2 separate regions of the Homo sapiens genome follow, and region 2 is linked to region 1. A link is an interaction called in ENCODE POLR2A ChIA-PET data of the cell type or tissue named here. Cell type or tissue: Panc1. All regions are shown on one strand. Each heading gives the region's core, and the rest is flanking DNA. Links, peaks and the distances in the headings are about the cores only. Region 1 has its middle 38 kb from the start of CXCL6. Region 2 holds the start of PF4V1 (platelet factor 4 variant 1).

Region 1 (16,154 bases), core at 5,435-13,434:
TTGAAAGTCTTTATTGTGTCTATTGGAGTGATCATGTGGTTTTTGTTTTTAGTTCTGTTTATGTGATAAATCACATTTATTGATTTTTGTATGCAGAACCAAACTCGCATCCTGAAAACACAGCCTACTTGATTATAATGTATTAGCTTTTTATATACTTCTGGATTTGATTTGAAAGTATTTTGTGAAGATTTTTGCATCTATGTTCCCCAGGGATATTGACCCAAAGTTCTTTTTTTTTTTTTCTCTTGTGTTTTCTTTTTCTTTTTCTTTTATTTTGCTTGTGTCTCTATCAGGTTTTCATTTCAGACTGATGCTGTCCTCATAGAATGAGACGGGGAGGAGCCCCTCCTGCTCAATTTTTTGGAATAGTTTCAGGAGCATTGGTACCAGCTCTTCTTTATACATCTGATTGAATTCAGCTCTAAATCCTTCTGGTCCAGGGCTTTTTCTGGTTGGTAGGTTTCTAATTATTGATTCAATTTTGGAATGCATTACTGGTCCCTTCAAGGTTCCAATTTCTTCCTGGCTCAAACTTGGGAGGTTGTATGTTTCCAGAAATTTATCCATTTCTTCTAGCTTTTCTAGTTTATGTGAACAAATGTGTTCATAATAGTCTTTGAGGATTTTTGTATTTCTACTTGGTCCATGGTAATGTCCTGTTGGTCATTTTGGATTGTGTTTATTTAGATCTTCTCTCTGTTTTTGTGTTAGTCTAGCTAGTGGTCTATCAATCCCATTTATTCTTTCAGTGGAACAACTTTTGGTTTTGTTGATCTTTTGCATAGTTCTACTAATCTCCATTTCATTCAGTTCAGCTCTGATTCTGTTTATTTCTTTTCTTTTGCTAACTTTGGTGCTGATTTACTCTTGTTTTTCTAGTTTCTCTAGGTATGATATTCAGTTGGTAATTTGATATCTTTCTATGTTTTTGATGTAGGCATTTAGCACTATAAACTTTTCTCTTATCACTGCTTTAGCTGTGTCCCAGAGATTCTGATGTGTTGTATTTTTGTTTACATTTGTTTCAAATAATTTCTTGATTTCTACCTTAATTTCTTTGTTTACCCAAAAGTCATTCAGGAACAGATTGCTTAATTTTCATTTAATTCTATGATTTCAAATGATCTTCTTGGTATTGATTTCTATTTTTATTGTGCTGTGGACTGAGAGTGTGGTTGGTATGATTTTAGTTTTTTTGAATTTGTTGAGAATTGCTTTATGGTCAAACATATGATCAATTTTAAAGTATGTGCCATATGAAGAGGATAAGAATGTATATTTTGTTGTTTTGGGGTGGAGAGTTCTGTAGATGTCTGTTAGGTCCACTTGATCAATATTGAGTTCAGGTCCTGAATATCTTTTTTAATTTTCTGCCTCAATGATCCATCTAATATTGTCAGTGGGGTGTTGAACTCCCCCACTACTATTGTATAGCTACCTAAGTCTCTTCATAAGTCTCTAAGAACTTGTTTTACAAATCTTGGTGCTGCAGTGTTAGGTGTACGTATACTTAGTACATTTAAATCTACTTCTTGAATTGAATATCATTATGCAATGCCCTTCTTTGCCCTTTTTCAAAGTTGTTAGGTTAAAGTATGTTTTGTCTGAAATAAGAATAGCAACCCCTGCTCTTTTTTGTTTTATTTTTGCTTGGTAGATCTTTCTCCATCCCTTTACTTTGAGCTGAAGCCTGTCCTTGCATGAGATGGGTTCCTTGAAGACAGCATACTATTGGGTCTTGCTTTTTTTTTTTTTTTCTGAGATGGAGTCTTGCTCTGTTGCCAAGCTGGAGTGCAGTGGCACGATCTCAGCTCATTGCAACCTCTGCCTCCAGGGTTCAAGCGATTCTCCCGCCCCAGCCTCCCAAGCAGCTGGGACTACAGGCGCACACCACCACACCCAGCTAATTCTTGTATTTTCAGTAGAGACGAGGTTTCACCATGTTGTCCAGGATGGTCTCAATCTGTTGACCTCATGATCTTCCCACCTTGGCCTCCCAAAGTGCTAGGATTACAGGTGTGAGCCACTGCACCCAGCCAGGTCTTGCTTTTTTATCCAACTCACTATTCTATGCCTTTTAAGTGGGACATTTAGCTAGTTTACATTAAGGTTAATAGTGACATATGTGAATTTTGTTTTTAGCTGGTTGTTATGTAGACTTGATTGTGTAGTTGCTTCACAGTATCAATGATCTATTTACTTAAGCATGTTTTTTCGGTGGCCATTAACATTCTTTCCTTTCCATGTTTAGCACTCCCTTAAGGACCTCTTGTAAGGTAGGTCCTGTGGTGATGAATTGCCTTAGCATTTGCTTATGTGAAAATAATTTTATTTCACCTTTACTTATAAAGTTTAGCTTGGCTGGATATGAAATTCTTAGTTGAAATTTTTTTTTTTTTTTTTTTTGAGGATGCTGAATGTATGCTCCCAATCTCTTCTGGCTTGTAAGTTTTATGTTGAAGGTCCACTCTTGGCCTAATGAGGTTCCCTTTGTAGATTATCTGCCCCTTCTCTCTAGTTGCCTTTAATATTTTTTCTTTCACATTGATCTTGGGGAATCTGATGACTATGCATCTTGAGGATGGTACTCTTTTATAGCATCTTGCAGAGGCTTTCAATTTTCTGAATTTGCATGTCAAACTTTCTAGTGAAGTTAGGAAAATGTTCATGGATTATAGTCTCAAACATATTTCCCAAGTTGCTTGTTCTCTCTCCCTCTCTTTCAGGGATACCAATGAGTCATAGGTTAGGTCTCTTTACATAATTCCATATTTCTCAGAGATTCTTTTTTAATTTTTAAATTATTTTTTCTTTATTTTTGTTTTACTGCATTAATTAAAATAACTTGTCTTTGAGCTCTGAGATTCTTTCCTTAGCTTGGTCTATTTTGCTGTTAGTACTTCCGATTGTGTTATGAAATTCTTGTAAAGAGCTTTTCACCTCTATCAGACAAGTTTGACTATTTCTTTAGGTGGCTATTTTGTCTTTCATCTCTTGAATTATTTTTCTGGATTTCTTAGATTCCTTGGAATAGGTTTCAACTTTTTCTTGAATCTCTATGATCTTTGTTGCCATCAGATTCTGAATTCTATGCCTGTCATTTCAGCTATTTCATTCAGGTTAAAAACCATTGCTGGGGAGCTAGTGCAGTCATTTGAAGGTAAGGAGACACTCTGTCTTTTATAGGTGCCAGAGTTCTTGAGCTGGTTCTTTCTCATCTGTATGTGCTGATTTTCATTTAACTATGGTATAATTTGAGTATAGTCAGTTGGCTTCATTTTTGGATTTTTTTAGGTGGCTGAGGCTTTGTGTAGGGTCTTTATTTGTGGCTGAATTGTTGTCCTTTCTTTAACATGGGGATATATTAGCAAAGTATTTTTGGTGTTGAAGTTTGGGCTGTGATCCAGTAGATGGTGCCTAAGTGTAATGACTGGGATAAGCTCTTACTTGGCCACGTCACTGTTATGTATTTTCTTATATTTGCAGCTATGCTCCCTCTCAGTACTCTGAGAGTGTGAGCTCCTCTTCCACTCAAGTGCTGGTCTCAGATCGTGGGTTGGCATTCCCAGGCTGCACACCACAACCCTGGGGTCAGCTCAAACTTTTTGTTCTATTCTCATCTTGGGGACGGGAGGAGCAGAGACCTTGGCAATAGCATTGGTAGATAGCCATTCACTTGTCTCTCAGGAATCCACCCAAGAGAAACACAATGCCACTGCCAATCAAAACGATCAGCCAGGGGTGTGGGAGCTGCATTGTGGGCCCAAGCCAGGGGGGGCCCTCTCTGGTTATAAGCAGGGGTTCTTACAGGGAAGACAGTTTGCCCTTTTCTCTGTAGGGTGGCTGTAGCATGTTGGAGGTGAAAGTGAAGCACTCAGACTCTTTGTTTTTTCCCCAGTGTTGTGGCAGCAAGGGTGGGTACTGCTGTAGCAGCAGTGGAAAAGGGGTTGTCAGTTGCTTCTGCAAGCTCCACCTCAACAGACATAAAGCTACTGCAAAGGGAAATGTTCAGTAGGGGGTAGGGCAGCTGCACTGCCATCCCAAGCCAGTGGCCTTGCCTAGTGAAGAGCAGAGGATCAGAGGCTCAAAGTGAAGAGAGGGCTCCACTCTGTATGGTGTTGCATCATGCTGGAGGTGCCAGCAAAGTAATCATGGTCTTTGTTCCTTAGACTAAGGACCACAAAGGTGGTACCATTGCAGCGGCAATGGCAGAGAGCCTGTGAATTGTCTCTGAGATCTTTACCCCAGAGAAACCAGAGCCACCACTGACTGACATAATCAGGTAACGGTAGGACAGCTATGCTGGGGGCCCAGGTCAGGAAGCCCTGCCTAGTGATGAGTATCAGGGGCAGAAACCTACATGGAAAACAGTCTGGCTGCTTTTCCATAAGGGAGCTGCAGTGTGCTGGAAGACCGCAATTGTTCTTGGGCTCCTCACTCTCTCCCCAGCCTGAAGGCAGTAAGGTTGGGGGCTGCAACAATGGTATAAGCTATAGGCCTGTGGGTTACCTCTGGAAGCTCTGTCCCAGAGAATTGCAGAGCTGCAACCAGCCCAAATGCTAAGGCAGGAGTGGGGTGGTTGCACAAGGGTCCCAGGCCAGTGGGCTTTTCCTCATGAGGTATAGTGGAGGCAAGGCCTGTAGTCTGCCCACTCCTTAGCACTATGGATGTAGCCCTTCCTCAAGGTATGTGAGAGATCCTGGCCTACCTTGTTGGTGGAGCTACATCAGCTGGTGCCAGGGTGCTCAGGGGTCTAAGGCCCTTGGGGCTTCATGTGGGCCTCTGTGGCAGCTCTGCCCAGACTCCATGCAGCTTTGCATATCTGGAGGCCGCGGGGATAGGGGGTCAGTGAGGATCTCCTGTGCCCAGTATTGTAAAGATCTCTGCCAAAAGTGAATCCCTGGGGCCTCTTGCTCACTCACCATTTCCCTATGGTTAGGAGCCTCCTTTGGCTTTGTGCCAATCCCAGGTGGGTGGCTGTCCTGTCTCATTCCTCTCTGAGCTCCATGGGTCATGTTGCTTCCTTGATGAATCCCAATATGTCCTACTGGGTGATCCAATTGAAGAGCTAATGTTTACTGGCTACTCTATTTAATCTCCCTCTTTTTTTCTTAGTCTAGCTAAAAATTTGTCAATTTTGTTTATCTTTCCAAAACTCAATTCTTAATTTTATTTATTTTCCTATTGTTTTTCTAGTCTCCAATATATTTATTTCTGCTCTAATTTTAATTCGTTTTATCTGCTTTTCTTCAGCTTAGTTTGTTTTCTTTTTATAATTTCTTGAGGTATAAATTTAGATTGTTCATTTTTTTTTCTCGAGATGGAGTTTCACTCTTGTAGCCCAGGCTGGAGTGCATTGGCATGATCTCGGCTCACTGCAACCTCCAGCTCCAGGTTTCAAGTGATCCTCCTGTCTCAGGCTCCTGAGTAGCTGGAATTACAAGCACCTGCCACCGTGCCCAGCTAATTTTTTTATTTATAGTAGAGATGGGTTTTCACCATGTTGACCAGGCTGGTCTCAAACTCCTGACCTCAGGTAATCCACCTGCCTCGGCCTCCCAGAGTGCTGGGATTATAGGGATGAGCCACTGCACCCAGCCTATTATTTAACTTTTTCCGTAATGCAGGTGTTTGTACTGTAAACTTCCTTTTTTTTTTTTTTTTTTTTTTGACCGTGTCTCTCTCTGGCACCCAGGCTGGAGTGCGATGGTGTGATCTCGGCTCACCACAACCTCCACCTCCCAGGTTCAAGCAATTCTCTTGCCTCAGCCTCCTAAGTAGCTGGGATTACAGACGCCTGCGACTGCACCCAGCTAATTTTTGTATTTTTAGTAGAGACGAGGTTTCACATGTTGGCCATGCTGGTCTCGAACTCCTGACCTCAGGTGATCCACCTGCCTTGGCCTCCCAAAGTGCTGAGATTACAGGTGTGAGCCACTACGCCCAGCCTAAACTTCCTTCTTATAACTGTTTTTGCTGCATATTGTAAGTTTCCATTTTCATTTACTTCAAAATATTTTTTAAGTAAATATTCTTTAAGTAAAATACTTAAAAATATTTTAAGTAAATAAATATTTTTAAGTATTTAAAATACAAAATATTTAAGTAAATATTTTGAAGTAAATATTCATTTACTTCAAAATATTTTCCCTTTTGATTCATTTTTTGACCCATTTGTTGCCCAGGGCTTTAATTTTTACATATTTGTTCATGCTTTCAATTTTTTATGTTATTGATTTCTAGTTTCATTCCATTGTGGTAGAAAAGATTTCAGTCTTCTCAAATTTTTTAAACTTATTTTTGTCTATTTTGTAATTCTTTGGTTTACTTGATGTCATACCAAAAGTCCTATAGGCTTTCTTCTTATTATTTATTTATTGTTCTTCTGATTGTAATTTAAAATGATCCGTTTTCCAGCAAATTGATTCTTTCTTCTGCTTTATCACATCCGCTGTTAAAACTCTGTATGATATTTTTCAGTTCAGTTATTGTATTCTTTAGCTCCTGAATTTCTGTTTGGTTCTACTTTAGTGTTTCTTTCTCTTTGTTGAGCTTCTAATGTTGTTCAAATATTGTTTTCCTGATTATGTTTAATTGTGCATCTGTGTTCTCTTGTAGATCACTGAACTTGCATAAGATTATTATTTTGAATTCTTTATTAGACAATTCATAGATCTTGATTTTTAACTTCAGTTACTTATGCTTTACCTCATTCCTATTGGTGTCATGTTTCCCTGATTATCTGTGATCATTATGGGCTTGTGTTTGTGGTTGCACATTTGAAGAAGTAGATACAGCTTCCAGCCTTTATACATTGGCTCCAAAAGAAACAGCTCTTCACCAATCACTCCCACCAGATATTCTAGATAGGCCAGTTGGTGGAGTTCACAGGCAGGCATTCTGCTGTAGTCTATTGGTTGGCTTGCTAGGGTTTGGGTCCATAAGAATGAACAACATCTTAGATTCATTCACATGGTCAATCTGGAATCTGAGCTATGAGAATTTGCCTGGTGCTGGGGCAAGTCTGAAGCTTAAGTCTTTAAGGGGAGTCTGGAGCTTGGGGCCATAGGTTGTTGGGATAGCACCAGAGTTCACTGGGATAGACCTGGTACTAGTGTCCAGGGTGAAGTAGGATACTTAGCCCACTCTCCTTCCCCACATAGAGGATGTTTCTCTTGGCTCTGTGCTGCGTAGGCTTAGGAGAGAGCGTCACAAGCAATATAAAACTGTCCTTTCCACCTTCTTCAATTAATTCTTTCTCATTTATGTCCAACACTCAGATGCTATAATCTCTTACCTGAAATTAAGAGCTCTTGTGAAGGATTTTTTCATGCATGGATGATTGTTTATATTAGTGTTTCTATGAGGAGATGAGGGCTCCACCATATTGCTGATGTCATTTTGTCAATTTATGCTTTTACTTTCCAACTGGTATATTTTTTGTCATTCTCATAGAAAAGCAGAGTAAAGTTTTAATTCTAATGTCTCAATTTTTTCTTACCACTACAAACAGGCTTTCTATTCTCAGCTCTAAAGTAGGATTATTTGACAATTACTCTTTTTCTTTACTACCACCTCCAAAATAATTAATTTTTATTCTACTGTATCTGTACCTCTCTCTGTCTTTCTATGATGGTATATTATCCAACTGCCTTGTTTTCCCCTGAACTTTGGTATCATTTGTGGGTTACCTCATTTACTTGGTGGTTGTGCATTCTTCACCAAAGGGCCATATTTAGTTTATATTTTATTTGTCTTATGCCTCATTTTATTATAAGCTCCTTTTGAAAAAGAACAATAGATCATCTCTGTAGTCTAAGTAACTTGTACCCTGAAGTTTTAATTGCAGTTGCCCAGTGTATCATTGTTGAATTTGAGTTAAAAAGCAACCAAGGTTATATATCTTATAAAAGACTTGTATCCAAAATATACAAGAACTCTTAAAACTTACTAGTAAAAAATTAATAAGAAGTGGGCTAAAAATCTGAATAGACACTCTAGGAAATATGCAAATGGAGAATAAGCATATGAAAAGATGCTTAACATAATTTTTCATTAAGTAATTAAAAATTAAAACAATAATGCTATATCACTACCTATCTATTAGGATTATCATTTTTTGGACCTCTGGCTAAATGGCAAAAATCCAAAACATTGACAATCCCCAATGCTGATGAGAATATGGAATAATAAGAACTCTTGGCTGGGCGTGGTGGCTCACCCCTGTAATCCCAGCATTTTGGGAGGCCGAGGCAGGTGGATCACGAGGTCAGGAGATCGAGACCATCCTGGCTAACATGGTGAAACCCTGTCTCTACTAAAAAATACAAAAAAAAATTTAGCCAGGCATGGTGGCGGGCGCCTGTAGTCCCAGCTACTCGGGAGGCTGAGGCAGGAGAATGACATGAACCCAGGAGGTGGAGCTTGCAGTGAGCCGAGATCACGCCGCTGCACTCCAGCCTGGGCAACAGAGAGAGACTTCATCTCACAAAAAAAAAAAAAAAAAAAAAAAAAAAAAAAGAACAAAGAACTCTCATTCATTGGGGTTGGGAATCAAAAATGGTACAGGCACTCAAGCAGTTTCTTAGAAAGTTAAACATAGTCTTATCATACTACCCAGCAATCATGTTGTGAGGTATTTACCAAACTGATTTGAAAACTACAGAAAAACCTGAACAAGGATGTTTATAATACTTTATTCTTAAATGCAAAAATGGAAGCAAAACATGATGTCTCTCAATAGGTGAATAGATAAACCAGCTGGTTTATTCATAAAATGAATTAGTATTCAGCAATAAAAAGAAATGAACAATTGAGGCATAAAATGACATAGATGGATTTTAAATGCATATTGCTAAGTGAAAGAAACCAGTCTGAAAAGGCTACATACTGTATTATTTCAATTATGTGATTAGTGGTTGCTAAGACTTTTGTGGGAGGTTTGAATAGGTGAAACACAAGGAATCTTTCAGGGTAATAAAACTATCCTATATGATATTGTATTGGTATATGCAGGACACTATGCATTTGTAAAAACTAACTCGTGGAATTTTATAGTGTAAAGGCAGAAGAAACAGTACATAAGATTGTTTTCTGGTCGGTAATGTTGATTACCATGGAGGTACAGGATAACAAATCTAAAACCACTATATATAGAATTGAACAATTAAGTAAAAAGGTAGCTGATAGTGGGAGCTAGGTTTCTCACTGTTCAAGTGAGTGGTTACATACAGAATAATTTATAGATATATGTACAAACTTTGGTTAGTATTCACACATATATTTCCTTGCATTGCCAGCTGAATATATCTAAAAGCAACAGTGCCCCAGTAGTAATGAATATATTTACTATCCAGAACTTGTTTTCTAATACCACTCCCCAGTAATAGGAACCAGGGATCCTTGAGAAAATGGTTGATTCTCAAACTATAGCATAAAACATACTACATAAGCCAGAAGTACCTTGTAGTTCCAGGAACCATGAGCCACAGCACTGGGTGGGTGTTCAAGGTTAACGTCAATTGTAATAAATCATATTGACATGATAAAGATGACATAATATCTTTGATGTGATGTAACGAGTATATGACTTCTTATCTCTATGGGTTTCTTCTCCAAACCCAAAAATTCTAGCCTAATTATGAGAAAAATATCAGATAAATCTTTTTTTTAACTTTAGGGAGAAAATTTTGTATTTTTAAAACTTGCATAAAAGTTATGCAAGTTTTGCCAGGAGCGGTGGCTCACGCCTATAATCCCAGCACTTTGGGAGGCAGAGGCGGGCGGATCACGAGGTCAGGAGATCGAGACCATCCTGGCTAACACAGTGAAACCCCGTTTCTACTAAAAATACAAAAAATTAGCTGGGCCTGGTGACGGGCGCCTGTAGTCCCAGCTACTCTGGAGGCTGAGGTAGGAGAATGGCCTGAACCCAGGAGGCGGAGCTTGCAGTGAGCGAAGATCGCGCCACTGCACTCCAGCCTGGGCGACAGAGCAAGACTCCGTCTCAAAAAAAAAAAAAAAAAAAAAAAAAGTTATGCAAGTTTTTTGAATTATACTTTAAGTTCTCAGATACATGTGCAGAACGTGCAGGTTTGTTACACAAGTATATACGTGCCATGGTGGTTTGCTGCACCCATCAACCCGTCATACACATTAGGTATTTTTCCTAATGCTAGCCCTCCCCTAGCTCCCCAACCCCTCGCAGGCCCTCGTGTGTGATGTTCTCCTCCCTGTGTCCATTTGTTCTCGTTGTTCAACTCCCCCTTATGAGTGAGAGCATGCGGTGTTTGGTATTCTGTTCCTGTGTTAGTTTGCTGACAATTATGGTTTCCAGCTTCGTCTATGTCCCTGCAAAGGACATGAACTCATCCTTTATATGGCTAAATAGTATTCCATGGTGTATATGTGCCACATTTTCTCTATCCAGTCTATAATTGATGGGCATTTTTGTTGGTTCCAAGTCTTTGCTATTGTGAATAGTGTTTCAATAAACATATGGGTGCGTGTGTATTTATAGTAGAACGATTTATAATTCTTTGGTTATATACCCAGCAATGGAATTGCTGGGTCAAATGGTATTTCTGGTTCTAGACCTTGAGGAATCACCACACTGTCTTCTGCAATGGTTGAACTAATTTACACTTCCACCAACATTGTAAAAGCAATCCTATTTCTCCACATCCTATCCAGCACTCGTTGTTTCCTGACTTTTTAATAATCACCATTCTAACTGGCATGAGTTGGTATCTCATTGTGGTTTTAATTTGTATTTCTCTAATGACCACTGATAATGAGCTTTTTTTTTCATATGTTTGTTGGCTGCATAAATGTCTTCTTTTGAGACGTGTCTGTTCATATCCTTCACTCACTTTTTGATGGGCTGTTTGTTTTTTTCTTGTAAGTTTGTTTAAGTTTTTGTAGCTTCTAGATATTAGCCCTTTATCAGATAGATAAATTGCAAAATTTTTCTCCCATACTGTAGGTTGCCCATTCACTCTGATGATAGTTTTTTTTGCTGTGCAGAAGCTCTTTAGTTTAATTAGATCCCATTTGTCAATTTTGGCTTTTGTTGCCATTGCTTTTGTTGTTTTAGTCATGAAGTTTTTGCCCACGCCTATGTCCTGAATGGTATTGCCTAGGTTTTCTTCAAGGGTTTTTATAGTTTTAGGTCTTGCATTTAAGTCTTTAATCCATCTTGAATTAATTTTTGTATAAGGTGTAAGGAAGGGGTCCAGTTTCAGTTTTCTGCCTATGGCTAGCCTGTTGTCCCAACACCATTTATTAAATAGGGAATCCTTTCCCCATTTCTTGTTTTTGTCAGGTTTGTCAAAGATCAGATGGTTGTAGATGTGTGGCATTATTTCTGAGGCCTCTGTTCTGTTCTATTGGTCTATATATATGTTTTGGTACCAGTACCATGCTGTTTTGGTTACTGTAGCCTTGTAATATAGTTTGAAGTCAGGTAATGTGACGCCTCCAGCTTTGTTCTTTTTGCTTAGGATTGTCATGGCTATACCGGTGCATTTTTGGTTCCATATGAAATTTAAAGTAGTTTTTTTTTTCTAATTCTGTACAGAAAGTCAATGGCAGCTTGATGGGGATAGCACTGAATCTATAAATTACTTTGGGCAATATGGCCATTTTCATGAGATTGATTCTTCCCATCCATGAGCATGGAATGTTTTTCCATTTTTTTGTCTTCTCTCTTATTTCCTTGAGCAGTGGTTTGTAATTCTTTTTGAAGAGGTCTTTTACAACCCTTGTAAGTTGTATACTTAGATATTTTATTCTCTTTTTAGCAATTGTGAATGGGCCTTCACTCATGATTTTGTTCTCTATTATTGGTGTGTAGGAATGCCTGTGATTTTTGCACATTGATTTTGTATCCTGATACTTTGCTGAAGTTGCTTATCAGATTAAGGAGATTTTGGGCAGAGACGATGGGGTTTTCTAAATGTACAAGCATGTCATCTGCAAACAGAGACAATTTGACTTCCTCTCTTCCTATTTGAATACCATTTATTTCTTTCTCTTGCCTGATTGCCCTGGCCAGAACTTCCAATACTATGTTGAATAGGAATGGTAAGAGAGGGCATCCTTGTCTTGTGTGGTTTTCAAAGGGAATGCTTACAGGTTTTGCCCATTAAGAATTATATTAGCTGTGGGTTTGTCATCTATAGCTCGTATTATTTTGAGATATGTTCCATCAATACCTAGTTTATTGAGAGATTTTAGCATGTAGTGGTGTAGAATTTTATCTAAGGCCTTTTCTGCATCTATTGAGATAATCATGTGGTTTTTGTCATTGGTTCTGTTTATGTGATGGATTATGTTTATTGATTTGAGTATGTTGAACCAGCCTTGCATCCCAGGAATGAAGCTGACTTGATCATGGTGGATAAGTTTTTTAATGTGCTGCTGGATTCACTTTGCCAGGATTTTATTGAGGATTTTTGCATCAATGTTCATCAAGAATGTTGGCCTGAAATTTTCTTTTCTTGTTGTCATTGTGTCGCTGCCAAGTTTTGGTATCGGGATGATCCTGGCCTCATAAGATGAGTTAGGGAGGAGTCCTTCAATTTCTATTGTTTGGATGTTTCAGAAGGAATGGTACCAGCTCCTCTTTGTACTTTTGGAAGAATTCAGCTGTGAATCTTTCTGGTTCTGGGCTTTTTTTGGTTGGTAGGCTATTAATTACTGCCTCAATTTCAGAACTTGTTATTGGTCTATTCAGGGATTTGACTTCTTCCTGGTTTAGTCTTCGGAGGGTGTAATTGTCCAGGAATTTATCCATTTCTTCTAGATTTTCTAGTCTATTTGCATAGAGGTGTTTATAGTAAGCTCTGATGGTAGTTTGTATTTCTGTGGAATCAGTGGTGATATCCCCTTTATCATTTTTTATTGTCTGTTTGATTCTTCTCTATTTTCTTCTTTATTAGTCTGGATAGCAATCTATCTATTTTTTTAATCTTTTCAAAAAACCAGCTCTTGGATTCGTTGATTTTTTGAAGGGTTTTTTGTGTCTCTATCTCCTTCAGTTCTGCTCTGATCTTAGTTATTTCTTGTCTTCTGCTAGCTTTTGAATTTGTTTGCTCTTGCTTCATTAGTTCTTTTGTGATATTAGGGTGTCAATTTTAGATCTTTTCTGCTTTCTCTTGTGGGCATTTAGTGCTATAAATTTCCATCTTAACACTACTTTAGCTGTATCCCAGAGAGTCTGGTACATTGTGTCTTTGTTCTAATTGGTTTCAAATAACTTCTTTATTTCTGCCTTAATTTCGTTATTTACCCAATAGTCACTCAGGAGCAGGTTGTTTAGTTTCCATGTAGTTGAGTGAGTTTCTTAATCCTGAGTTCTAATTTGATTGCACTGTGGTCTGAGAGACTGTTGTTTGTTATGATTTTCATTTTTTTGCATTTGCTGAGGAGTGTTTTGCTTCCAATCATGTGGTCAATTTTAGAATCAGTGCGATGTGGCACTGAGAAGAATGTATATTCTGTTGATTTGGGGTGGAGAGTTCTGTAGATGTCTATTAGGTCTGCTTGGTCCAGAGCTGAGTTCAAGTCCTGAATATCCTTGTTAACTTTCTGTCTTGCTGGTCTGTCTAATACTGACAATGGGGTATTAAAATCTCCCACTATTATGGTGTGGAAGTCTAAGTCTTTTTGTAGATCTCAACATTCTTAAAGAAAATTATTTTCAACCCAGAATTTCATATCCAGCCAAACTAAGCTTCATAAGTGAAGGAGAAATAAAATCCTTTACAGACAAGCAAATGCTGAGAGATTTCATCACCACCAAGCCTGCCTTAGAAGAGCTCCTAAAAGAAGCACTAAATATGGAAAGGGAAAACCGGTACCAGCCACTGCAAAAACATACCAAATTGTAAAGACATTCAACATTATGAAGAAACTGCATCAACTAAGGGGCAAAATAATCAGCTAGCATCATAAGGAGAGGATCAAATTCATACATAACAATATTCACCTTAAATTTAAATGGGTTAAATGCCCCAATTAAGAGACACAGACTGGCAAATTGGTTAAAGAATCAAGACCCATTGGTGTGCTGTGTTCAGGAGACCCATCTCATGTGCAAAGACACACACAGGCTTAAAATAAAGGGATGGAGGAATATTTACCAAGCAAATGGAAAGCAAAAAAAAAAAAAAAAAAAAAAGCAGGGGTTGCAATCCCAGTCTCTGATAAAACAGACTTTAAACCAACAAAGATCAAAAAAGACAAAGAAGGGCATTACATAATGGTAAAGGGATCAATGCAACAAGAAAAGCTAACTATCCTAAATGTATATGCACCCAATACAGGAGCACTCAGATTCATAAAGCAATTTCTCAGATAAATCTTAATTGAGATACATGCTACAAAATGCATGACCAGTACATTGATTTAGGGACTTCAGTTAGTCATAGTTATCAATATTGTCCTATTAATTGTGACAAAATACACCCTGCCAATGTAAAATATTCTTTTAATAGGGGAAAATCAGAGGTAGGTATATGAAAATACCCTGTACCATCTTCACAATTTTCTGTAAACCTAAAACTGTTTTAAAATTAAGCTTATAACATATTTCAAAAGGAAGAGAACTTTAAAAACCTAGTATTCTTAAAGAGATTAAGGAAGATATTTTATAATAAAAAAAGGAATGCTGTGAGGAAGGATCAATTAGGGGACAAAAATAAGTTCTTAGGAATTTTAAATATGGTAAGTGAAGTAGTGAATTTTATACAAAGTTTGAAACATAAAACAAATATCTAAGAAAGTAGAAATAAGTATAACAGATGGATAATATAAGAAAAATGAAAATAAACATGGAAAATGACACCAATTACTAATATGTTATAGAAAAAAGAATAGAGAAAAATAGAAAGCAAGACATTCTCAAAGAAATAATAGAGAATTTTCCTGATTTGAAGGTTGAATTTTCAATCTGAAGCAGTTCTGCAAGTGTTCTGTAAAATCACACACACACACCCCCACACAGCTGAGTACATCATTAGAAAATTTAGAAAGTCTAGTTAAAAGTTTCCTTTTGGAAAAACCAAATCACTATGAAGAATAATCATCAGACTGGGATCATCTTTGTCATCAGCAACACTTAAAAGGCAGAGGAAGCTCTGAAGTAATATAATTTTCAACCTAGAATTCTATATCCAGAAAAACTACCAATCATGTGTTAGGGTAGAAGAAAAAACCACTTTCAGATATGTGAAAGCTCAGAAAATTCTCCTTTACAATCTTCCTTAGGAAGTTCTCTGAAGATATGTGTCAACAAAACAAGTAAATAAGCCTATAATGAGGGAAGACACATGTTCCAGCAAATAAAAAGTTCAACCAGGGAATAAAATAGACAGAGAAAAACCTGAGTTGAGGGGTCCTGGATCACTGGTCTTTGGGAAAATATAATAGTTAAATTAAAAAAAGAAGGATAAAATAGTTTTAATTGGAAAATTAAATCAAAACTCTAAGTAAGCCAAAACCTGTAAAAGAAGAAATATTATGATCATATAATACTTCTGTCTTCAGTAAACAGTATTTTCATAGGTTAGGTAAATGCGGTTAATTATTTACAAATATTTCATATCAACAAGTCCAGATGACTTAATTATGATTATAGAACAGAAGTGGTAGACAAGTATAAGGGGACTGGATTATCAGTCATTATAGAGAAATTCCGCAGGGGTTAATTTCATATGTATAAGTAATTTTTTAAAAACTTGGTTCAAACACAATATTTAGAGACATGGCATTCTCTACCAGAACAAAATAGCTAAAACATTTAAAAATACTTGTTATTGAGGGACTGAGTGTGGAAAGAAGTGATACGCTTTTATTATAAGATCTTCTTTAGTCTCAGTTTTTTAAATAATGTGTTTTCATGACATTAATAACATTTTAACATATTTTGATTAAAAATAAATTATATGTCAAGTTCAATTTAAGTATTTACAGATATTCCCTTTTTGCTTTCCCTAAGAATGCTATTATCTGTTTCTAAGTATTGAAGTGGTTTAAGTGTCAGCTATAAAGGAGACCACTAATTTTATACTTAACTGTTTAAAGAAATGCAGGAATCACTAAAAATCTGTGAAAGAAGTTTATTGCCAGATTTTTTAAAATCAATCAAT
Region 2 (16,154 bases), core at 5,122-13,121, 56 kb before region 1:
TCCATTAAAATCCCATCTTTCCTTCCAAAGGGTTATCTTGGCCTTTGGATACAAATCACATTGTGGGGAGCATTGATTTACATACTCCCATACTGGATTGTGTATTCTGTAAGGAAAGCCATCATATATCTCATTCCTGTTTGCATCCACCAGACTCTAAAATTCTCTCACACCAGTGGTTTTCCTAGGGACCCATCAAAAACTATGAATATCTGGTCCTGAAAGTTCACGGGAAGCTTTGTGCCAGGACTCTGGAAAAAGAAGATGTAAACATGAAGATAAGTTTTCAAACAGGGAGTTAGAAGGAGCTAGAAGAAAAAGTCTCTAAAATGAGTCTGGTTCATGCTAAGCACTCAACAAATGTTTGCTGACATAATGCATGAGTCAATGGTTTCAGGTCACTGTTTTAAAACTAAAATATCCTTAAGTCAGGATATGTGGAAGCTTCCCTTGATGGAGTGTGGAATTTCCTTAGTTTCTTTTGCCTATTTTGACTTTTCAGGACCAGAATAAAAGATGCCAGTGGACATTTAATGAAACCAGATATGACAGTTGGGTCAGAGCCACAGTTTGAATTCTATAGTAAGAGCTAGAAAAGGGGATCCCCTACCTGGGAAAGCCAGAGTAATGAGTCTGAACCAAAGTCCTTAGAAAGCTCTGATGCCCAGGTCTGCCAATACATTTAAAGAGACAGATGGGACCTGCATCCAAAGCCAGAGGGCTTGAGCTCTCCCAGGTGTGGAACAGAAGGGGAACAATGTTAGGAATAAGGCCAGGGAGGTCCTTGTCACAGATGGAGCTGGAATATCTGTGTTTGGTTTATAGGTCATTTGCCTTAGGGCTGATAGAACAATCCAGGTCATTACAGGTTCATGATCTAGGCAGTAAGTGAGTAGATAATAGCTATTCTTCCCACACATTTTAAAATTCATCTGCGTGTAAAAGGCACAGTGATAAGTTTAGTAGAAGAGGAAAAGTTGGATAAAATATGAATTCTAATGTAAAATTCTTTGTTTAGCCTGACTACTTTCTCTTGCAATGCTATATTATTTGTTTTTCTGTTCCTGGCATGATAATCTGATGTTATGATTAGTCTACAGATACTTAAAATCATTCAGGTAACACTGAGAATCATTTGATATATTAGCTTTGCCAGATTTTTTTTTGGAGGGGTGGTTATTGTTTTTATATTTTTTTTTTTTTTTTTTTTTTTGTTTGTTTGTTTGTTTGTTTTGAGACAGAGTTTCACTCTTGTTGCCCAGGCTGGAATGCAATGGCATGATCTCGGCTACTGCAACCTCCGCCTCCCAGGTTCAAGTGATTCTCCTACCTCAGCCTCCCGAGTAGCTAGGATTACAGGCATGTACCACCACACATGGCTAATTTTTTTATATTTTTAGGAGAGACGGGATTTCTCCATAGTGGTCAGGCTGTTCTCGAACTCCCAACCTCAGGTGATCCGCCCGCCGCAGCCTCCCAAAGTTCTGGGATTATAGGCGTGAGCCACCATGCCCGGCTGGTTATTGTTTTTTAAAAAGGTTTTTATAAATCTTTTTGCATCTCTGTTTTCTTTAAGATTGTTTTCTGACCTATCTGGAAGTGGTATTCACCAAGTAATGACATCATGAGCATATATTTAAAAAAAAAAAAAAAGAATTACAGGATTGCAAAGGATAAGGAAATGAAAAGTTTCTCTTGGAAATAATTATGCAAGAAATTTGTTTTGGAGAAGAAAACGTTATTATGACTTTGTCATTCCGAAAACAAAATTTAGGAAATTGAAGGATGAACATATAAACCACAAATGAAAATAGCATACATAGCATAAAAACGCAGATTTCAGCAAAGAAAAGTTTGAATCATCATGAGAACTTATGTTAACATCTTGTCCATAGTATTTTCCAACATTCATTATCCTTCAATTTTTTGGTAAGAAATATTTGTGTTTTCCTTTTTACCTTCTTGATCAGTCCATTTACTTAGGTAATCTTTGAAACAGATTTTCCTGAACAATACTGATTTCAAAGAGGTTGCTCTACTGGTGTGTGACTGAGCTAGTTCCTTGATTGACATTTCTAGTTAATTAAGTAAGTAGTTAATTAAGGACACTAAAGAAATACAAGATCTAATTAGATATGGTGGGTATTATAGTGAAAGAGGAGGAACAAGGGCTTGGTTGTGTGTAATTTACCATCTGTATGTTGTACATTGAAGCAAACATCTATAATAAAATAATGTTTAATATGTCTATATCATAGCATCTGTGTATGATGAGAGCACGTGAATAGACAGACGAGGGGAACTCTTAACAGAGTCCCTAATAGTTACGAATGCGACTCTAATTAAAACATCAAACAAATCACTGATGAGGCAGATAGTATGGGTGTGTTATAATGTCTATGAATAACTTGATGAGATCAGTGAGCCTAACAAGATCGAGAGCTGGGAAAACGGTGTCTTTCTTTAATTTTCAACTAACTTTCTGTTGGCTGAGTAGCTTATCCTTAGCACCCAACTGCACCATTACTTCACAGCACTAACTGCAGATTTATTCTTCTCCAAGTAGTTAATATTTGACACACATTTACTTAACACCTACTCTATCAGGCATTTTTCTGAAATCCAGAATGAAGAGATGGAATAGGCTTAATCCTTATTCTCTGATTTAAAGTAGGAAAATAGATAAAGGAATAATTACAGTGAAGCTTAATAGTTATTCTGATGGAGGCGTGTGTAAATTGCTTTATTGCTTATTTCCTAACATTCCCTATAGCTATCCCTAGAATTACTGAGAAAAGAAAACTGATTCTCCAACACAGCTGATAAGTAAGAGCTGGCTGTTCCAACTCTGTTTTGACTGCTCTGTTTCAAGTTGGATTGCCTCTCACCACAAATGCTGAATAGTGACATAATCCTCATGTTGTGCCTGCTTCAGTGAAGAAGTAAATACTTGGCAAATTTAAGTCTAAAGTTTATTTTTTCTTGTTTTCTTTCCTGGAAAAATAGCTAAGCCAGCCTCCTGTATAAATATACAGTTCACTAGATGTCCTGTATATTTTATAATCTTACAGATATGCTGGCTGACAAACATTGTGGTTTTGTTATTTAATTTTCTTTTAGTTGTTATCAGGAAAATACTACTTGTGTCTGTCATGCTAAATTTTTTCTTAACTAGCTGTCTGCACCCAAGCTTTGGGTTGTGGTTCTGAGCAAGGGAAGTACTGGCTTATTGGCTGTATTCTTAAAGAGTTGGTTGCTAGCTCAGGGATTGTGGCTTCTGCTGGAAATGTTATGTTCCCTGAGAGTAGAACTCCAAGAAGAGGAAAGGAAACATTTATTTACTAGGTTTCAATTCTGAGTAAGAACCCATACTGGATCCTATTGTAAGTGTGATTTAATCCTTTTCAGTACCCTGTGTGGTGGGCTTTATTGTCCTTGTTTTGGAATAAGGGAACTGAGGAGACCCAGGGTCACACAGAGTCAAAGCTGAGATACAACCCAAACTGTCTTTCTCAAAAGCCCACTGGGCTAATGCCAGCATCTACAGGAATAATAAGGAAAAAACCCATATGGGAAGAATTTTATATAACAGCTAGTTAAGTCCACTGAGTGTGAATATGCTGCTTTTATTTGAGCCCTCCTAGAAATCGATGTGTTTTCTGTTCTTAACCCAATTTACATTTGGGACCAAGCTAGGCAGTACACGGCTGAAGCAGATGGTCAGGAAATATAAATGGTAGCCCAAGCTGAAAAGGACCTAGAGTCTCAACAATCCCGACAACATCCTATTTGGTGTGACATCTTTACCACAGAAGCTGTTTTTCATGGGTTTCCTCGAGACTCCAACCCCAGGTGAGGGATGGTGACTGAGATTAAAGGAACACTATAGACCAGGAGATTTAACTTTTCAGCTAGGCCTTAGTATCCTGCCCCTAATGGCTCTTCAAGCATTTTATCTGGAGTGTGGAATCCAATATAGACCGTCACAACTTAACTCTTTAATCAAAGAACTGGAGGAGTGTTTTTAAACTACACATCATGGTACATCAGTAGGTTATGAAATCACTTTATAGTGGTGTGGCCAACATCTTTTAAAAAATGGAATGTGGTAGGATAGAGTAGAATAGAACACAAAATATGAGGACACACAGTACAAAGCAAATATAAGTATTGCATTATGAACTTGTTTTATGTTTGTGTGAGTGTGTATGTATCTGTATGTGTGGAAATATATACATACATTCATACACACATACATATACACACAATGAATATAAGAATCATAGGATCTACATATATGTATAAGTGAATGCTGGATCACATAGGTTAGCTATTCATTCTCTGGCCAAAGAAAACTAATTCTATTACCCTGGACTTGGTTTCCTATTTGTAAAATTGGGACAGGAATGCTCCCTAAGTGCTTGCAATGCACTTAAGTAATTACTAAGTGTTTTCTTTATGATTGTGTACAAATAATTGATATTGTATTGAAAATTAGCAGTTCAACTTATAACCATGTCAAATGATAATATGTCCAAAAAGAAAAAGAACATTGAGTGGCAAAATTACAAGTTTTAAAAAATAGTTTCTATTCTTTTGCCTCTGTTTTCTGTTACTTAGAGTGAAGATGCATTGTCTTTTACAATGAGAAAAATATGAATATGTATTTAAAAACAAAGAAGTCTTCAATATCCTATGCATTACAGAGGAACTTATTTTACCACAAAGGTCTTAGAAGGAAAAAAAGCAATAATAAAAATACAGAACAACTTGCAAGGTCAAAATGTCCTTTGATGGTTTTGTTTCATTGATAGACACCATGACTATGTGGTAAGTCCCTAATTTGTGGACATTTTATGCTGACTGCCTCCATCTAGAGGGGAGTTTAAGTGCACTGAATCTTTATTACTCCATGAATGTTGAAACAACAACAGGGAGTTGCTGTGTCGCTTGGGATTTTCCAAGGAGCAAAGCCCTCTCCCCATGCCCATGCAGATAAAGGCAGTAACTTAATACAGTTTGGATGTGCGTTCCCTCCAGATCTCATGTTGAAACGTGGCCCCCAGTGTTGGAAGTGGAGCCTAGTGGGAGGTGTTTGGGTCATGGGAGAAGATTTCTCATGCATGGCTTGGTGCCCTCCACACGGTAATGAATGAGTTCTCACTCTGTTACTTCACAAAACTGGCTATTTAAAGGAATCGGGCACTTCCTTCTCTCTTGCTCCCTTTCTCTCACTATGTGACACACTGTATTAGTCAGGGCTCTCTAGAGGGATAGAACTAATGGAATATGTGTGTGTGTGCATGTGTGTGTGTGTGTGTGTGTGTGTGTATTCCATATATATTCAACAATCCAGACAACATCCGATTTGGTGTGGCATCTTTACCACAGAAGCTGTTGTTCATGGTTTTCCTCGAGACTCCAACCCCAGGTCAGGGATGGAGACTGAGATTAAAGGAACATTGTAGTCCAGAAGATTTAACTTTCCAGCTGGGCTGGAAAAAATATATACATATATATACACAGGGGAGTTTATTAAGTATTAACTCACACGATCACAAGGTCCCACAATAGGCTGTCTGCAAGCTGAGGAGGAAGGAGAAGCAGTCCGAGCCCCCAAACTGAAGGACTTGGGGTCCAATATTTGAGGGCAGGAGGCATCCAGCATGGGAGGAAGATGTGGGCTGGGAGGCTAGGCCAGTTTCTCTTTTCACATTTTTTTTGCCTGCTTATATACTAGCCGCACTGGCAGCTGATTAGATTGTGCCCACCAAGATTAAGAGTGGGTCTACCTTTCCCAGCCCACTGATTCAAATGTTAATCTTCCTTGGCCACACCCTCACAGACATGTGAAGAATCAATACTTTGTATCCTTCAATCCAATCAAGTTGACACTCAGTATTAACCATCACAAATGCCTGCTCCCCCTTTGCCTTCCACCATGAGTAAAAGCTTCCTGAGGCCTCACCAGAAGCTGAGCAGACATTGGTGTCATGCTTGTACAGACTGCAGAACTGTGAGCCAAATAAGCTTCTTTTTTTTTAATTTAATAAATTACCTCAGGTATTCCATTATAGCAATGCAAAACAGATTAATACATGACTCAAAAGTGTTCTCAGGACAGTTAGACCAAAGTCATTCTGAAGCAAGAATGTATGAGGCACCAGCATTCCAGGATTGTTTGACTTGGCAAAATTTGTTTTGCTCTTTTGACCCTTTAAAAGTCACATCAACAAATTATTAAATAAAGCTAAGTATGCTGTTTGAGACAGGCAACAAAAAGGAAAGCAGCAAAAACAAAATCACACCACACACATCTGATTTCCAGTATTTTCTCCTTCAAAGTTCATTTGTTTTGAGCAATTTCATTGCTATTGCAATTTTTTTTGCTACCTATTACAAAAAAAAAAACAACCCTCTGTTAAATTCCTTACTCAGGCCAGGCGCAGTGGCTCATGCTTGTAATCCAAGCACTTTGGGAGGCTGAGGCCGGTGGATCACTTGAGGCCAGGAGTTTGAGACCAACCTGTCTCTACTAAAAATAGAAAAATTAGCTGGGCTTGGTGGCACTTGCCTATAATCCCAGCTACACAGGAGGCTGAGGCATGAGAATCACTTGAACCTGGGTGGCAGAGGTTGCTGGACAACAGAGTGAGACACTGTCTTACAAAAAAATAAAAAATAAAAAATTCTTACTCAACACTCCAGACTAACTGGAATGGTACATTAAGAGAAATATTGATACCGGTAATATAATACTATAATACAATTAATCGTTGTTAATTTTTAAGCTCAGACTGTATATAAGGAACTGTGCCAAATGTTTTGCATGCATCCTCTGTTTAGTCCTTAAGATAATCAATCCATAAAGTTAGACACTCATAATGTCCTCATTTCACACATATGAAAACTAAGGCACAGAGGGAAAGTGAGTGTAGCGCAGCCTGGGATGCCAGGTTAAGGACTTCGGATCTTGAATATTTTATTCAGGGAAATGAAATATTTGGGTTTTGGAAAGATAGTTTGGGTGGTAGTACATTAAGTTATACTGAAGATAAAAAACACTAAGTGGGCAAAAACTGGTTGGGAGACCCTTGTTCATTCTCTCTCCCCATAGATACTCCAACCCTGCAGTGCTATGAACTGTTGTACAAACATGCAAATGACTTAAAATGATCTTGTGTCTTTCTACTTGTTATTTATCTTGAGGCAGTTCCAGTCTTCCCATTGCCCGCCTGCCCCCCCCCGCCAACAAATTCCTACTCCACCTTCAACAGCTAGTTCATGGAATTCGCTAACATGCCACTTTCCTGTGTGAAAGACAGCACAATGTGAAAGCAAGAGCAGGAAGTAGGGAGTCAGAATGATCTGCTCAGCCTCTGAACAAGCTGCGTCCTTCCCAAGACTGTCACCTCATCTCTATAATAGGAATAATACTAATTTGCAATGTGGATGTGGAAATTTTAGATGATATTCACAAGTCTCTGTAAATTTTGTTTATTTTAATCAATTTGTCATCCTAGGTACCTCCCTCCCTTCCAGCCCACCACAGAGATTGAACTGTACCATCTGTATTTTATCATAGATCTTAATCCTATCTGTACACATTGTCACATTAGGTTAAAATTGCACTAGCTCATGAACAAGGGTCTGTAGCTTTCTCCTGCCTCAAGTAGGTCTTGCCTTCTGGTCCATGGTGGTAGGCTGAATAATGCCCCCCACCCCTGAGATCCTTGTGTTCTACTCTCTGGACACTATGAATGTGTTGCTTAACATGGCAAAAAAAAAAAAAAAATATATATATATATATATATATATATATATATATATATATATATATATATCTTTGCAGATGTATTAGAGAACTTGAGTTGGAAAGCGTTTCTGAATTATCCAAGTGAGCCCAATGTATTCACACGCCTCCTTATGAGAGGTAAGCCGGATATAAAAGGTAGAAGAGTCAGCAGAGACAGAGGAGAAGTAGAGGTTGGTGTGATGCAGGTTGAAGACTGGAGAAAGGGCTATGAGGCAAGGAATGCTGGTGAAAAAGGAGAGGAAGTAGATTCTCTTCTAGAGCCTTCAGAAGGAATACAGCTCTGAGGACAGCTTGAGTTTAACCTTTAAGACTTACTTTGGACTTGAGACCCCTAGAATTACAAGACGATAAATTTGTGTTGGTTAAGCCACTGAGTTTGTGGTAATTTCTTACAGAAGCAACAGGAAACTAATATGCCCACATTATAACACCTTCATTTCTCCCCAGTGTAGAGCAATGTCTTCCTAAAGGATGAATGAAAATATTACCTCACACTTCTCTTAGTTCCCAGAATCTTAATATCACCAATGTTAAGGAATTTGTGGGGATAAAAGCAGAGTGTTGCTTATTTACTTCATTGAAAAAAAAAAAAGCTGTCGAGTAATGCTTAAGAGCTACTAATATTTATTGGCAAGCTAATTGTAACATTCAAGGTAAATATGTAGCTATAAAGTACTGCAATCACATAAATGAACAAATATGTATCAGCTAACATATAACACTGAACAAAATCAGTCTTTATTAAACCAAGCCTTCCTTCATAATGCTTTTTGCTTAAAATTCTGGAAATTTTAAAATATGAAATTGTGATGTGTCAGCATTATTTTTGCAGTATTATTAAGAAATAGATTGACTATACCACAACTTGATTTATTTCGTTAATATAATATAAGAAGGATAATACAAACATCAGAAGATTCTTTCACAGTTAGATTGAAAGTGCACACTTAGGCAGCTAGTAGCTAACTCTCCAAATGTTCCTTAATGATTTTCTTGTACAGCAGGGCTTGCAGATCCAAGCAAATTTTCCTCCCATTCTTCAGCGTGGCTCTGGCAGGGAAAAGAGAAGAGACGTGACTTTCAGTCCTTGGGTTTGCAAATGGCATTAGAAGGGGGAGGGATGGGCAGAGGAGGCACGGAGCGGGAGCACTAACTGATGCAGTGCGAGGACTCACATGAGTTGGGCAGTGGGGCAGTGGGGTCCGGCCTTGATCACCTCCAGGCTGGTGATGTGCCTGGGACGGACCTGGGAGGTGGTCTTCACACACAGGCACTGCAGGTCCCCATCTTCTTCAGCTTCAGCTGAGGGGGAAAGGGAGGGAGTAAGAGAGGAGGAGGGGTGGGAGTTGTGACTCCCTGAGTAGCCAGAGATACTTTAGGGACCTTTTCCACTACCTTCAGCTTTCTTTTCCTTAGCCGTAAATCAGACCTCTCTCAGACAGAGGTTGTGCTGATCAGGTGGCGAGGTGCACGTGCAGTGCCTGGCACTGTACCCGCAGACTCAGCACGCGCGCAATAAGAGCAGCTGCGATCATGATCCTAGAGGATTCCTCCCCAGCCCCAGGGCTTCCCGGACTCCCCCTCGCCGCTGCTGGCCCTCCCAGCCTGGTTTCTGCTCTCACCTCTGGCGAAGGCGACCACAACTGGCAGGAGCAGCAACGCCAAGAACAGCATCTCCTGGCGGGTGGCGCGGGTGAGGCGGGACCTGGCTGCGGAGCTCATGTTGCAGCTGAGGTTCCAGCAGGATCCCAGTGCGCAGGGAAAGTCGGGCTGGGGTTCTGCAGGCAGTGACTCCTGGCCTCACCAGGCTTCTTTTATCCCCCGTCACTGTCCCACTGTCCTTCCAGTCCGGAAGCCTGGGGTGGACAGCGAGGAACTGTGGTGCAGGAGCTAAGACACTGCTATGAAGACTCAGACTCTGGCCAGCCAAGATTACAAAACAAAAGGCTGGGGGCAGCTGCCTTGGCTAGGAGGTGGTACAAAGATGCATACCTCCAACCTCAGTTTATATACACTTACATTTGTGGAGTTAGAAACACTACTTGCATCTTAGAAGAGAAATATTTTCTGTGTTGTATCATAGTAGAGTTCTCTGTAGTCACCAAGCAACTTACACAGCAGGTGGCTTCAGGACCCAGACAGTTCTTGTTTCCTTCTCAACTCAAGAACTGCCCATATGCTCCTAACTTCAGTCTTGATTACCATTGAGTTTGATGGCTGTGTGTTTGAAGAGTGTGCTATTTGCAATTGTTTTCTAATACTAATAAGTTTAATTTGGTCTCTAGGTGATGACTCTTCTGAATTTCACCTGAATGTGGAAAACTTCCCTAGTCTCTGGATGAGATTTACCAGGCTCCACCAACAATCACCCAGTATACTGTAGGATGCAAGATCTATTTCCCGTTACTCTTAGAAAAATTGCAGAAGTAATATTTGAATGCATTATTTTTATAAAAACTTAGCTCCTGGATGTTTCTTCATTGTTTCAATCCTGAATAATAGTCCAGAAGAGAGGACAAGGAGAGTTTGCCAGGCCATGTCTTCCAGAGCCTGCTGTGTCCTCAGTCACTGCCAGTGACAGGGTGAGATGGGCTGCACTGTTGGCAGGGAGCAGTGATGCTCTCTGTGGGAGGATTCAGGGCATCTGGGAGTTGGGTGTGAGAATGATGGGAGGTGACAGTGAAGGGGATGCAACAGAATCCCACACGGGAAAGGGGAAGAGATCCATATCGACCGTTTTCTCTTCTCTAAAAAAGAATGACTTTGGCTCTTGATCAGGGCAAGGTACACCCTCAACCCAAAGCCCAAGGTTCCCTGTCACTCTGACTAACAGTGGTGAAGGGTGTCAGGGACCCACTGGATGGAACTAGCTGATATTCTAATGCTCAGCAAACCTGCATTTTTGTAGGAATATGCAATTCTTTCTCCTACTCTCCCTACACCTGCCTATTCAGCTGGCTAAGACCTATTCATATTTCTGGTGTCAGCTTAAATATCACTTCCTCAGGTGTGCCTTCCCTGACAGCTATATATAATTGTGTTCCCTTGTTGTTCTATCTTGCAGAACTCTGTTCTTCGTATTTCTCACAGAATACACAAACATACACACACATATATTGTAGATATATATATATATATGTGTGTGTATGTGTATCTGTGTATTTAAAAGTGTTTAAAATTGTTTTGTTTCTTAAATGGAAAACACTGTGACATTAGATATCATAACGTTTATCACTATTTCAATGTACTGGTAGGGACTCAGTGCAAAGTAGCTACAGTAGTGAAGATAATGTGTTGAAAATGATGATGATGAGGCTTTGACGTGTTCCTATGTCTATTCAATTGGAGCAATTAGAGCATATAATTGGAACATACATCTATATTGACACGTGTCACATATGGTCAAAATTATTTGTCCACTTGTCTGCCTCTCCCACAAGATAGTGATCTCTTCAATAGCAATTCTCTGTGACTTATGTGCAGTCACCCACCACATAACAACGTTTTGGGCAGTAATAGACTGTATAAGTGATGATGATCCCATAAGACTATAGTGGAGCTAAAAAATTCCTATTGCCTTGTGATACCATAGCTGTTGTAAAATCATAGCAAGCCAATGTATTATTCATGTGTTTGTGGTAATGCTGGTGTAAACAAACTTACTGTGCTTCCAGTTGCATAAAAGTATATGACATACAAGTATGTACAGTACATAAAAATGGATAATTATAATAAACAACACTGTTTCTGGTTTGTGTATTTACTATATTATACTCTTTAATCATTATTTTAGAGTGAACTCCTTCTCCTGCTAATGGAAGAAGAGTTAACTATGAATCAGCCTCTGGAAGGCCCTTCAGAAAATATTCCAGAAAAAGACATTGTTATTTTAGAAGATGACCACTCCATATGTCTTATTGCCCATGAGATAAGAAATGAATGTGGAAGAAAGTGATTGATGATTCTGACCTTGTATAGGCAAATTTTTATGTTGGAGTCTTAGTTTTCAATAAAAAAATTTAAAAGGTGAAAAAATTAAAAATTAAAAAGCTTATAGAATGAGAATAGAAAAGAAAAAATATATTTATATAGCTGTACAGTGTGTTTGTATTCTATGTGAAGTATTATTATGAAAGTGAAAAAGTTTAGAAAATTAACACATTTATAAAATAAAAATGTTACAGTAAGCTAAGGTTAATTTATATTGAATAAAGAAAAATATTTTTTAGAAACTTAGTGTAGCCTAAGTGTACAGTGTTTATACAGCCTGCAGGATCGGACTGTAATGTCCTGGGCCTTCACATTCGCTGATCACTCACTCACTGACTCACCTAGAGCAACTTCCAGTCCTGCAAGCTCCATTCATGGCAAGTGCTCTCTACAGGTTTACCATTTTCTATTTGAGCATACTTCTACTGTACCTTTTCTATGTTTAAATATATTTAGGCACACAAATACTTATCATTGTGTTACATTTGCCTACAGTATTCAATACAGTAGCATACTGTACAGGTTTGTAGCTTAGGAGCAATAGGCCATAACATATGGCCTAGGTGTGTAGTAGGCTATACTAGGTTTTTGTAAGTACACTCTATGATGTTTACACAATGAAAACAATTGCCTAGTGATGCATTTCCCAGAGCTTATCCCCATCGTTAAGCAATGTTTGACTGTATTTTTAAACATCTGGTGTACAACTCAATGGCTGTGGCAGAACATATTGTAATTCATACATTTCCATGGAACTGAAACTGAAGTTAACAGCGGAGAGAATAAATAAAAGGGATGGTTTTACATTTCAATGGGCAACATAGTAGGTCTGTACAATCTTACCCGGAGATTTCAATATTGGCAGCATACAGGAATTCAGGCAGCAGCGAGTGGCAACTAAACTACCCTTTCTCTGCATCTAAATAGAATAACTCAATAACTTCACACAAAAATAAGAGATACCTGCATCTCATGAAGAATAAATGTAGTGCCAACACTGTGTTATGTCTCAGGAGCTGGCGTTGACAAGTTTCAGTGGTAAAACACTACAGATATGAGTGAGATGCTTGAGCTACTTTGAATAATTGAGAAAAAAAACTAAGGAGAAGAATTGCAATTTGCATTTACTGCTTTATTACGTGTTTATTTATGTATCGTTTTGGCTATTATTTAATATATACATTTATTTTATAGACAAAACACTTTAAGGTATTGAGCCTATGATGGTGAGGAGATAATAAGAGCATTCCTTAATAGCACAAAAGTTGTAAACTACATGCTTAGTACATGAGTACCTCCCCAAAGTCCACGTACAAGTTGGAATAGGTGAAATTATTTCTTCTCCTATAATCATTATAGTATACAGTATGTTATCTATGCAATAAATCCTATTTTGTGTGCCAATAATACTATGTTATATGTAATGTAATCTCCTCATTCGAGGAAGCAGAGTTAAGAAAAGTGGTGTGGTGCAGTATTAAGAGCAGAGTTTCAAATCCCCACTCTGTCACCTACTAAGTAATCTAATGTTGGGGCAAGATTTTAAATTTCTTTCAACTTTCTTTTTTTGTTGTTCCAGAAAATACCATAGTTTTCTTTATAGAATATCTGGATATGTTTTTGTTATATATTGTTACTCTGCTAGTGACAAATATGTTCACTTTAAAGTAAATAATCACAACTTACAAAACTGAACATTCAACAACTTTACTATTTTCAGCATTGGAAGGCTAAAATAAACATTAGAAAATCTTTCAGAGAATGTTGTAAACAAGACATCCTAGCACATTGGAAAGCTCTATTATATCCCTAAAGAGTTTAACAAAAATTTATTGACCAAATATTCTATGCTGGGCTCTGTGTGAGTTCTTATATCATTGACCATTATAAAATCTGTTAATTATCATGGGCATGTCTAGTCTAACAGTAAAACTGAGCAAGAAAAATCAACAAAAATATGTTTGGAAGGAGATTCTCAAATAAAGAGAGCAAAGCACTGTGCAATGGTTAGCCAGGAATTAGAGAGTAAACCATGTACTATGTTGAAACTAGGCTTGCTTATTTTCATCTTCTTTCTGTCATCTTTTAACTAGCCTTCTCAGAATAAAATGTGATTTTTGAGAGAGAATGGAAACATACCTGGATTTTAATACAGTAAGAGTAGGTATCTTGGATAAAATAAGAATTCAAAAAAGTCAAGGCTTTAAAATCCTGCCCTTCCTGGGAGGTAAACAGGTTTGGCAGAAAGTGAACAGATTAAGCACCTGACCCATCACCTTCCAACATTTTCTGGACTATCTTCTTGATTCTGGGAGCTTCTGGGTCCAGGTACATTTTCCTCCCATCTTTCAGCATGGCTCTGTAAGAGACAACAGAATTATCTGTTGAGAAACAGAAAACAATACAGATGGGGAAGGAGGTGAAGGTGTAGGGCTTTCCTGATGAAGCAATGACACAGAAGCAGGGACTTACATCACTTGGACTTTGTTGCAAGGGGCTCCTGACCTGACCACTTCCAAATGATGAGTGCTGGTGATCCATCCTAGGTTAGCCCTAATTCCTGGCTGACCATTGCACAATGCTTTGCCCTCTTTATTTGAGAATCTACTTCCAAATACATTTTAATTGATTTTTCTTGCTCTACTCTACTGTTAGACTAGACATGCCCATGATAATTAACAGCAAATAAATGTGGATGTTTGGGATGATGTTGCTGGGATGAATTCCAGAGGCTGACTTCACACACACGCAGCACAGTTCAATGTACAAGTCACTGTCTACACATTCAGGTGGAGTAGAAAATGTGATTTATTAGTGGCCATGACTATTTAGCTCAATTCCTTATTTGTAAATTGACAGTAATTGTACCTCTCTCATAAGGCCATTGTGAATATGATCTGTAAAGCTTTAGTAAAGTGCCCAGCAGAATGCTCAGCACATGTGAAGTGCCCCCTCTGTGTGCCCCCTCCAATTGGAGTTGTTAGTATAATGGCACTCTCCAGACCCAGGGGCACCAGCTAGTCTTTCTCCCAGACACAGGTATAGCAGAAGCAGCAACAGGTGCAGGCAGCAGGTCTCTACCTTTGCTTTTCCCTAAGTTTCTCTTGCTTTGCCCATTGGTGCAGGAAGGCAGAGCGGTCAGCAGCAGTGACAGAAGCAGCAACACCTGCAGGGCATGAAATGGTCTGGCACTGTTACAGGAAGGGGTGGCTTTGAGTCTGAGGCTCATGGTGGAGAAGACTGAGCTAGAGTTGTTTCCAGAGCCAGAAGACTTGCACATGAGGGTGAGCTGCTGCCTACAAGTCTGCAGACAAGTGGCTTCTCATGCTTTGAAGATGTCATTTATATCCTATCCCTCAAAGCCAGGAAGGAGGAAGAGATAGGGAAAGGGGAAGTGAGGGTATGTGGTGATCCACATATAAGCCTGTCAAGCTGTGCCCAACCCAGAGAAACACGAAACAGATCAAAATTCCTACTAAGTTGCATGTTACGCATCTCTTCACATTCCCACTCTCCCTTTCTCAGTAGCTATCTCTCTTACACATGTGTAAGAACTCTACTTAGGAAGGTAAGAACTACCCTGAAATACCACATGCATTTTCTTTGTATGAGTATGTAACAATATGCCCTGACTTTCCTAGAATGCAGTGTACAGGCTTGATGGACTTTAGGAGCACCCAAAAGCACAAACTTGTGGCCCTTGAAAGAGAGAGTTATCTTTCCTTTCTAGTAGCTATGGGAAGTAGATATTCTTTTCCTGGTTGTTGATAAGTATTTGGATTAGTTTGGAGTATGTGAGTAAAATAAGAGCCAACTACCGTAAAAGATTTACTTTTTATTTTAGCTTATGGGCTTCTTTCTGTCTTCCAAATGAATTGTCTTTTGTAATTTCACCCAGAATCTATAAACAAAACACATCCTCCTTTGTATTATAAAAGAAGTTACTTGTTTCTACCACCTGAGTATACTTTAAAAAACAAGACCCACCATATTGATTTTTTCCTTTCCTCTTAATCTAATAGAAAAATAGATGATATCATTTGTTGTAAACAATTCATACACTACAGATATATTTGAAATAAAACATTCAAGTTCCTTATCATTACTCCATATTACTGCTCTTCAGTGGTAACCATTGGTGACAATTTGGGATTAGTTTTCTATTCTATGTAGATTTATATGCACATATTTATGCATATACAGAGAGAAACATGTTTAATATGTAAAGATACATGTATACTATTCACAGAGGTATATGAAGGTCTTTTTTATATAAATGGGATCCCTTTATATAGATTATTATACAACTTACTTTTGTCTTTCAAAATATGGGTTCAACCGGGCCATT

What was found. Peaks named below come from ENCODE experiments on the same cell type or tissue, not always from the same donor. Only the 100,000 strongest peaks of a DNase experiment are listed, where the experiment ranks them.
Region 2: POLR2A ChIA-PET joins it to region 1 with 16 read pairs; 4 of 35 experiments call an interaction of 5 or more read pairs at or near these places.

Annotation. Positions count from the first base shown.
Region 1 is chr4:73,790,693-73,806,846 of GRCh38, reverse strand. No RefSeq gene overlaps it. Among named protein-coding and RNA genes, the nearest start is that of CXCL6, 38 kb to the left of the region's middle. RefSeq lists a silencer at 8,263-8,463. In Panc1, for the core only: no CTCF peak of the experiment used is centred there; no DNase peak of the experiment used is centred there.
Region 2 is chr4:73,846,747-73,862,900 of GRCh38, reverse strand. PF4V1 (platelet factor 4 variant 1) reads right to left here and starts at 9,605. Exons shown (of 3, transcript NM_002620.4): 1 at 9,439-9,605; 2 at 8,992-9,118; 3 at 8,418-8,866. The coding sequence starts at 9,538. The coding sequence ends at 8,779. It also overlaps the pseudogene PPBPP1. In Panc1, for the core only: a CTCF peak has its summit at 9,511; no DNase peak of the experiment used is centred there; H3K4me3 peaks cover 1,165 bases; H3K27ac peaks cover 991 bases.